Regions from separate parts of the Homo sapiens genome. Here region 1 is linked to region 2. The links are chromatin loops, found by intact Hi-C in ENCODE. Cell type or tissue: endothelial cell of umbilical vein. All regions are shown on one strand. Links, peaks and the distances in the headings refer to the core of each region. The heading gives the core; the rest is flanking DNA.

What was found. Hi-C counts contacts between places; a loop is a spot of excess contacts. Peaks named below come from ENCODE experiments on the same cell type or tissue, not always from the same donor. Only the 100,000 strongest peaks of a DNase experiment are listed, where the experiment ranks them.
Region 1: it touches region 2 in a loop (2.7-fold over the local background); 11 of 110 quality-filtered maps call a loop at or near these places.

What each region holds. Positions count from the first base shown.
Region 1 is chr15:42,072,646-42,077,038 of GRCh38, forward strand. The region is part of intron 13 of PLA2G4D (phospholipase A2 group IVD); the gene reads right to left. Among named protein-coding and RNA genes, the nearest start is that of PLA2G4D, 20 kb to the right of the region's middle. In endothelial cell of umbilical vein, for the core only: no CTCF peak of the experiment used is centred there; no DNase peak of the experiment used is centred there.
Region 2 is chr15:42,383,286-42,387,619 of GRCh38, forward strand. CAPN3 (calpain 3) reads left to right here. Exons shown (of 24, transcript NM_000070.3): 2 at 1,198-1,267; 3 at 2,882-3,000. LOC105370794 (a long non-coding RNA gene) reads right to left here and starts at 2,746. Exons shown (of 3, transcript XR_932178.3): 1 at 2,681-2,746; 2 at 2,418-2,534; 3 at 1,262-1,872. RefSeq lists enhancers at 1,201-1,756, 2,251-3,450 and a silencer at 1,443-1,625. In endothelial cell of umbilical vein, for the core only: a CTCF peak has its summit at 2,396; a DNase peak (open chromatin) is centred at 2,396.

The DNA.
Region 1 (4,393 bases), core at 232-4,231, 310 kb before region 2:
ACAATGCCAGCGGTGCTTCCAGGCCCATCTTCGTGGATTTAAGGGTGAAGTGGGTGTGGATACTGACACACAGACACAAGGACACATGCACACATCCACGTATTGCTTTGTAGAAAGGATGCAGCAATGCCCTTTTAGCATATACTGCAACCTATGCCAGGGGATGGACTGCCCCCTCTTCTAGGTTCACCTTAATGCAGTTCAAGTTTCAGCTCCTCCCGAATGCTTTCCTGACATCCTTGCCTCCCCCTCATCGTCCCTCTTCTTTCTTGCTTTGCATAACATGAGGTTGTACCCCATTGATTATTCTTGCCTTCTGTTCTTAATTTCCTCCTCAATAGAGCTCCAAGCTCTGCCTTTGTTTTATTTTATTTTGAGACAGGGTCTCACTCTGTCACCCAGGCTGGAGTGCAGTGGTGCAATCTTGGATCACTGCAACCTCCACCTCCCAGGCCCAAGTGATCCTCCCACCTCAGCCTCCCGAGTAGAGTAGCTGGGACTACAAGTTACACTTGGCTAATTTTTGCATGTTTTGTAGAGATGGAGTTACATCATGTTGCCCAGGCTGGTCTCAAATTCCTGAGCTCAAGCAATCCACCTGCCTTGGCGTCCCAAAGTGCTGGGATTACAGGCGTGAGGCACCATGCCTGGCCCAAGCTCTTTGATGGCAACGACTATAGCTTGCCTTTTGGGGGAGCCTCCACAGAGCCTCCCTGAATTGTAAGGGAACAGAAAGGCCTCATTCTATGCTGAGCTAGAATTGCAAATAGAGCTCTTCCCAAGCACCAGCAAGGCGAATGGTGGTGCCTGCCTGGAGCACCACCTTGGGAAGGATTCTGCCGCCAGAGCTGAGGTTGATGCTGTCAGCCCTGGGCTGTTTCTACTGGGCAGTATGTGTACCATGAATACGTCATCCTTCCTTTGGGCTCTCCAAGATGGAAGAGTGTCTAGTTCTAGAGGCTCCCAACCTGCCGCAGCAGCCCTTATCATCAGAGTGACTCAGTGAATGTGTACACGTGAGAGCATGTGAAGCATGCGGACTTCTGGGTCTCCCCTGAGAATCAGCCTGTCAGAAGTCACTTTGGAGTTTGCCTTTTAAAAACCCTCAGATGATCCTGATGCCCAGCCAGGTGTGAGGATTCCTACCCAGCCTACCCAAGGAGGGTCCCTCTCCCACATCCATGGCGAAACTCAACACACCCAGTGTGTGTGTCCTCCTTGCTGGCAGCTCTTCTGTCCCTGACGAGAACACTCATGTGTCAACCACAGTCATCCTTCCACCCCATTTTCCAATGGTCCCCAGTATGAATTACAGGGAATTTGCAGGAAATCTCTAAATAGGGCTCGATCCCCTGCCACTGATGGTGGTGGTGTACGTACGAGTCAGTCCTTAGGTACAAATGTGTGTACGTGACCCCTTCTCAAAATCTTTTTATTTAGAAACTCTGTTGCTCTTTTGATACATATGACTAGGGAAAATGTGTCCTTTTACTATAGTTGCACAATTTATGCCCTAGGGAAAGTTCTGGAAAAAGGTCAGCACACCCCTCCATCTACTGAAACCCACCCGGTATATCTAATGGCTCACCAGTAAGCTGCGGCAGGACTCTCAGTCTCTAACCCCCCAGTTTCCAAGCAAGTAACCCCAACCCTGCAGAACACCATTCTGATGATTCGAGGGTCCCATGGGAAACACTGGAGCTTGGTGCAGTACCGGCAATGCAGACTAAAGGGAAGGAAAGTGTGTCAGCTCTTAACTCAGGAAAGGATAAGAGAACCACTCTGAGTTTCTCCTTGAGGAATGATAAGCAGCTTCTAAGCAGTTCAGTACTTGCCAGCAAAAGACTGAAGAAAAAAGTTTCGAAGAGATGAGAGTTTGAGAAGCACTGATTATAGCTAGTGTATTTTACGAGCGGGTTTTTATAAAAACCTAATCAATATTAAAGATGTATGTAGACTAATAAAGTCATTCTGAGCAAAGTTTCAGGGTATGATATTTATTAATATTAATGAAATTGTGATTGGTCATAAATGGAGTTATATATTCTGACATTGTAAGTGATTTTTGGTATTTTAGATTATTACATTATAGAGGTAATAAATACCTGTTTTTATCTAAAGTCTTTAAAAAATTAGAAATTGACACTAAAATTGCCCGAAGAAAACATTATTTTGTAAAGTCTACAATGAATGTTGGCTTTAAGAGGTAAGGTATGATAATCAGAAGAAAAAAATAATAAATTAAAAACCTTTCATATTGGGACAAAATTTTAAAAATAGCATAGGTGCTTTTGTTGAGACAGAGTCTCACTCTAAAGCCCAGGTTGGAATGCAGTGGGGTGATTACAACTCACTGCAGCCTCAACCTCCCATGTTCAAGCTATCCTCCCACATTAGCCTCCTCAGTAGCTGGGACTACAGGTGTGCACCACCATGCCCAGCTAATTTTTTAACTTTTTGTAGAGATGGGGTCTCACTATGTTGTCCAGGTTCATTTTTAAGAATATATAGGTGTCTAATAATACCACAAGCATTTCTATTTTTGTGAACAATTAAAAAATGTCTTCTAAAAAATGTCTATAAAGCTTGCACATAAAACCGTGCATTAAGTCATTACTGGAGTATCCAATGGTAATTAAATAAAAGTCTGCTTTACAGCCTAGGATCAAACTGCGTTTTCTAGCACCTTGTAAAGTGAACTGTTAAAACAGCTTCTCCCATTCTGTAGTAACTAATTGCTGCCACTCAGCAGGAAAGTCAGTTATTAAAACACAACACCATCAAAACTGAATATGAACTTAAACAGTAGATCCAAAGACTACATAGCACATAGTAATAAAATGAAAATATTTCTAGTAATTAAGTTGGCTTCATAAATTCAATGCCATTTCAATAAAAATCCCAACAACATTTATTGCAAAACATGACTAGGTGATTCTATCATATAATTACAACAGCAGGCCAGTCATAGTGGCTCACACCTGTAATCCCAGCACTTTGGGAGGCTGAGGCAGGCAGATCACTCAAGGCCAGGAGTTCAAGGCAAGCCTGGCCAAAGCAGTGAAACACCATCTCTACTAAAAATACAAAAATTCGCCGTGCATGGTGGTGCATGCCTGTAGTCGCAGGTATGCGGCAGGCTGAGGCACAAGAATCACTTGAACCCAGGAGGCAGAGGTTGCAGTGAGCCGATATTGTGCCACTGCACTCCAGCCTGGGTGACAGAGCAAGACTCTGAGGAAAGGAAGGGAGGGAGGGAGGGAGAGGGGAGGGGAGGGGAGGGGAGGGGAGAGGAAGAAGGAAGGAAGGAAGGAAGGAAGGAAACAGCAAAGGGTCAAGTACAGCCAAGAGAATTCTGAAGAACAATTCAAGTGGACTGGTAACTTGGCCTATCAGATACCAAGATTTATCACAAAACTTTAGTCAGTGTGCTGTTGGCATAGGGATAGAGAATCTGTCCTGTTGGAACAGAATAGGGCACTCAGGAAGAGTCACAGGAATATAAATACATGAAAAATATATGAAACCTGATACATGACAGAATTAGCAATGCAGATCAGTGGAGAAAAAATTCAATAGATGAGACTGGGAAAATTTGTTATTAATGTGAGAAAAAACAAAATTGGATCCCTATCCACATGATACCTGGAGATAAATTCTGGGTGGATTAAAGTCCTATTAGTAAGAAATAAATCTTTAAAAATTTTATAAGAATGTATAGGAAGATATTTTATAACTTTGGGGGAGTGAAAAGGAAGACTCCCCAAAACACAAACCATAAAGGAGAATGATAAATTAGATTATATTGAAATTATGCATTAAAACCATTAGAACTGGTAAGGATTCACATCGAGAATACATAAAGAATTCCTACAAAACAATATGAAAAAGACAAATTAAACAGGAAAATGGAAAGGGGTTTGAATAGGTAATTCATGGAAGAGGAAGCCCAAATGATAAATATACTTAAAAACATCAACTGTCTAACTAAAAATCAAAGAAATGCAAAACTATGATAAATGTTCCTTTCACACCCCATAGTTAAACAAAACTTTAAAAGTCTGCCCAAGATATAGAGAAAAAAGCAACTATTATACACTGGTAGTGGGAGTGTGAATTAACACAACTCCTTTGGAGAATGGTTTGGCAATACCTAGGAAAGTTGAAGGTGCACAAACCCAGTGGCCCAACAATTTAACTACTGGGTATGTATCTTGGAGGCTTAGAGAATCTTTAATGCAGGTGTGCAAGGAGACTTGTACAAAATTGTTCATGCAAATAATATCATATTTTTCTTAAGGATATATATGTGAAAATATTGTGAACTGGAAAACCTAGAAGAAACAGATAAATTCCTGGACACATTCAACCTACCAAGATTGAACCATGAAGA
Region 2 (4,334 bases), core at 318-4,317:
TGGGGCTAAAACCAGATCACTAGCCTGGCGCGGTGGCTCACGCCTGTAATCCCAGCACTTTGGGAGGCCAAGGCTGGCAGATCACTTGAGGTCAGGAGTTCGAGACCAGCCTGGCCAACATGGCGAAACCTCATCTCTCTCTACTAAGAATATGGAAACCACCCATGGTGGCACACATCTGTAGTCCCAGCTACTCGGGAGGCTGAGACAGGAAAATTGCTTGAACCTGGGAGGCAGAGTTTGCAGTGAGCCGAGATCGCGCCACTGTACTCCAGCCTGTGTCGCCCACTGCACTCCAGCCTGGCGACACAGTGAGACTCTGTCTCAAAAACAATACAAAACACTGAATCTATATTTTATTTATTTTTATTAATTTATTATTATTATTATTATTTTGATTCTCCTGTCTCAGCCTCCCAAGTAGCTGAGATTACCTGTCACCACGCCTGGCTAATTTTTGTATTTTTAGTAGAGACAGGGTTTCACTATGTTGGCCAGGCTGGTCTTGAACTCCTGACCTCAAGTGATCCACCCGCCTTGGCCTCCCAAAGTGCTGAGATTACAGGTGTGAGCCACCACGCCCAGCCGACACTGCCCTAACTCTCAAGTTGCATCCTTACTCGAATAGTATGACAGTGTGGGAAGCAGCATGGGACAATGTAAAAAGGAGGCATGTTTCTGGCTTCTGCTACTTACTAGCTGTGTGTCTTTGCACGAGTTTCTTAACCTCTCTGGGCCTCAGTTTCCTTATCTGAAAAATAACAATGATAGTATTCCCTTCACAGGGCCAAATGGAATACTATCAGGAACACTACATAATGGAACTCAATAAATAATAGCTACTGCGGCCGGGCGCGGTGGCTCACATCTGTAATCCCAGCACTTTGGGAGGCCGAGGCGGGTGGATCACAAGGTCAAGAGATGGAGACCATCCTGGCCAACATGGTGAAACCGTATCTCTACTAAAGATACAAAAATTAGCTGGGCATGGTGGCGCATGCCTATAGTCCCAGCTACTCGAGAGGCTGAGGCAGGAGAATCACTTGAACCCCGGAGGCAGAGGTTTCAGTGAGCCAAGATTGCACCAGTGCACTGCAGCCTGGCGACAGAGTGAGACTCCGTCTCAAAAAAATACCTATCTATCTATCTGTCTATCTACTGTTATTCTTACCTGGTCATTTCCTTTTTGTTTCACAGGAAATTTGCGAGAATCCCCGATTTATCATTGATGGAGCCAACAGAACTGACATCTGTCAAGGAGAGCTAGGTAGGAAAGTGCCTCAGGTCAGATCCTGCCAGATGATCAAGGGGTGATTACAAGGTGTGATCCCCTTCCAGGAGGTAAAGGGACAATCTGTGCTTGCTTCCAGTAACTTTTTGGAAGATTTTTTATAACAGTTGCTTTATGGTCGTTTATCTACATGCTGGCGATTGCTTCATTTCCTCCTACATGCCTCTTTAGCACTCTGCCATGCATCACAGGGGGTATCTGCATCCTGTGGCCTCCTCTCCAGTATCTCAAGGACACTTACATACCCCACTCAGCATGACAAAAGCCCTGCTTTTCACTGTATCGTCTTTCTTGGAAGACAGCTCTGTGACTGTGCACCAAGCATGCCCCTTGGGCATGGAGATTCTAGATACACACACAAAAGGCATCGCCAAGGAAAGCACTTGTAACTGGAACCCTTGTTTAAATTGCCCCAGCATAGCTCCATCTTAAAAGAGTCTTTCCACAAAGATGGCATCCGCCATGTGGATGAGCATCCAATTTTCTCTTTGATTGGTTAGCTTGACTGCTCCATCTGATCTTCCTCTCTCTCGACCTCTTGTTCAGAAAGTATTGTCTTTGGTGTGGACTATAAGCAAGCTCTGTGAAGTAAAATTGGAGAGAACACCAACAGAAACAATTTAAATTTGAGGAAAAGGGGGCACCTAAGACCAAAGGAATTTGGCTTATTTCATTCCAGAAGGGGAGGCTGAGAATAAATCAGATGAATATCTGGGTTCCTGCACCTGAGGGAAGGCTTCCTGCAGAGCCCTGGGCATAATAATCTGGGACCTTCAAACCAATAACCTCTTTCCAAGGAAAGACTGGCTGCTTCCAAGGAGGGTAGGGGAGAGTGGCTGCAGGCAGCTCTCAGTCTCCCCTGCACACTCTCAGTTGCATTTCACTTAACCCATCCTCCTTAGAAGGCAGCTCTGTGACCAGGTACACCCCCTATTATATATATATATACACACACAGAGAGAGAGAGAGAGAGAGAGAGAGAGAAAGAGAGCAAAGTGTTACCTCCAACTACATACAGTACTCTGTCAGAAAAGAGGTTCAGAGAATAAGAAAACGTCCCGAGCTCATTCCGTTGCCAGCAATGTCTTACTGCCCCCTATAGACGGGTTCCAGGGCAGCTGCCTACCTGGCCTTCCTTCCAATACAAATCATCTTGGTGGATGGTTCTCTGAGGCTCAGTCTTCGCTGAAGTCAGAAGAGGAATTGGACTCACATTGCAAAGGCACAGGGCAGGGCAGATTTCCTACAGGTGTTAGGAAGAACAACCCAGTTATGATCACCTACTGCTCTGTCTCCATTGAGGCCTAAAAAGGAAGTGAGTTTATACTGCAGTTGGAGGAACTGCCTGCAGCCTTGAGGAAAATGTCTAGTCACAAGGGAGTAAGTTACCTGTTGATCATATTGTCAAGGAATTCCTGTCCAATTCTCCTTCCCTGGGTTGACACCTCTGTAAGGTCAGATCTGGAAGTAGGAGAGTGGGCACCAAGGGAGTCCCCGTTCAGGGAAGTGGAGTGGCTGGCTGGGATTGGGGCTTTTTCTTCCCAGGAGGAGCAGGAGTGCTCACGATCTGTGCCCTGTGTCTGCCTGCAGGGGACTGCTGGTTTCTCGCAGCCATTGCCTGCCTGACCCTGAACCAGCACCTTCTTTTCCGAGTCATACCCCATGATCAAAGTTTCATCGAAAACTACGCAGGGATCTTCCACTTCCAGGTGAGGTAATGAGAGTGTAGTTAAGAGGGCCAGCGGCAGGCCACCCACCGCTGGTCTCCTGGCCTTGACTTCCCAGAAGCTGGAGGAAACTTCCCACCCATCTACCCGCAGCGGCAACAGTCGGCATGGACCCCCTTAAGGCTTCAAGCCTGGGAGGAAGCAGTTGCTTATCTCTGGCTCCCTAATCCCTCCCCCACCACCTTCCACTATGTCCCAGAAAGACAGGAAGACATCCTGTTTACTGTGGGTCTATTTTTGTCTTTGCAGCTGTCTGGCTGCTTTTATTGCCTGCAGCCCTTCTCAAGTAGGTCCCTAAGATATTAGCACTGTGACACCACAGGACCCTTCAGGTTGTACAGGAACCCCTGTCCAGGGCTCCTGTATACTTCTTCCTCTCTAAGGCATGGCGGTACCAAGGCTATCACTCCTCTCTTCCAAGCCCTGGAAGAAGAGTCTGCTTAACCTGGGGATCAGGCTTCTTGTTTGCCCTAGAACTGAATCTGATGGTTCTAGAATCCATCCAGCTACTGGAAATTTTCTGGGTCCCAGTCACCTTGGCATAGAGCTGGTGCTAGAGCAGAACCAAACTGAATTCTACCTGTGAGGGTCTCGTAGCTTCCGGGATGCTGGGGAGTCAGCCTGTCTCCAGCTTCAAAGGCTCCCTCATGTCCCAGGATGACCCACATTATCAGTTCTTGCTCCCCGGGTCTTGCACCTCAGCACGGAAGGCCTCAGAAAAGGTCTGTCTCCAGGCTCAGACTCCCCCTCCTGCCGCCTTGGGAACATGGCATATTTAAAGGGTCTCAGATCTAAAGGGCCTTACATACAAATATCAGATAGATTTCTGTTCTCATTTCAATGAGGGAGAAAGTGCCATTGAAAAGGAGACTAAACCACATTTGGCCCTTTTCAGTTCAAACTGATTCATTCAAAAAAGAGCGACATCCAAACTTGAAATGATTGAACAATGTTCCTGCTACAGCTAGAATAGATTCTGGGTCACTTTGTTCCTCCGTTTCAATCCTTGTTCTTCAGTTTGGCATCAAGAAATACCTAAATCAGCACAGTGCCTTCACTGCATAGTTCCCAATCCTGGCCACATTGAATCAGCTGGGGGCACCTGAGAGTGCTGACACCCAGGCCCTGCCCCAGACCTGCTGAGCAGGAGAATGAAAATCTTACATCCTAAGACACTCATGGAGCACCTACTCTACCCATTACTGGGCTGGACTCTGTGGAAGACATGAAGTATATGTAACTCACTTCCAGCTCTCAAAAAGCACCCAGTCCAGTTAGAGACAGATTTACACACCCCAAACACAAAATAGGATGAA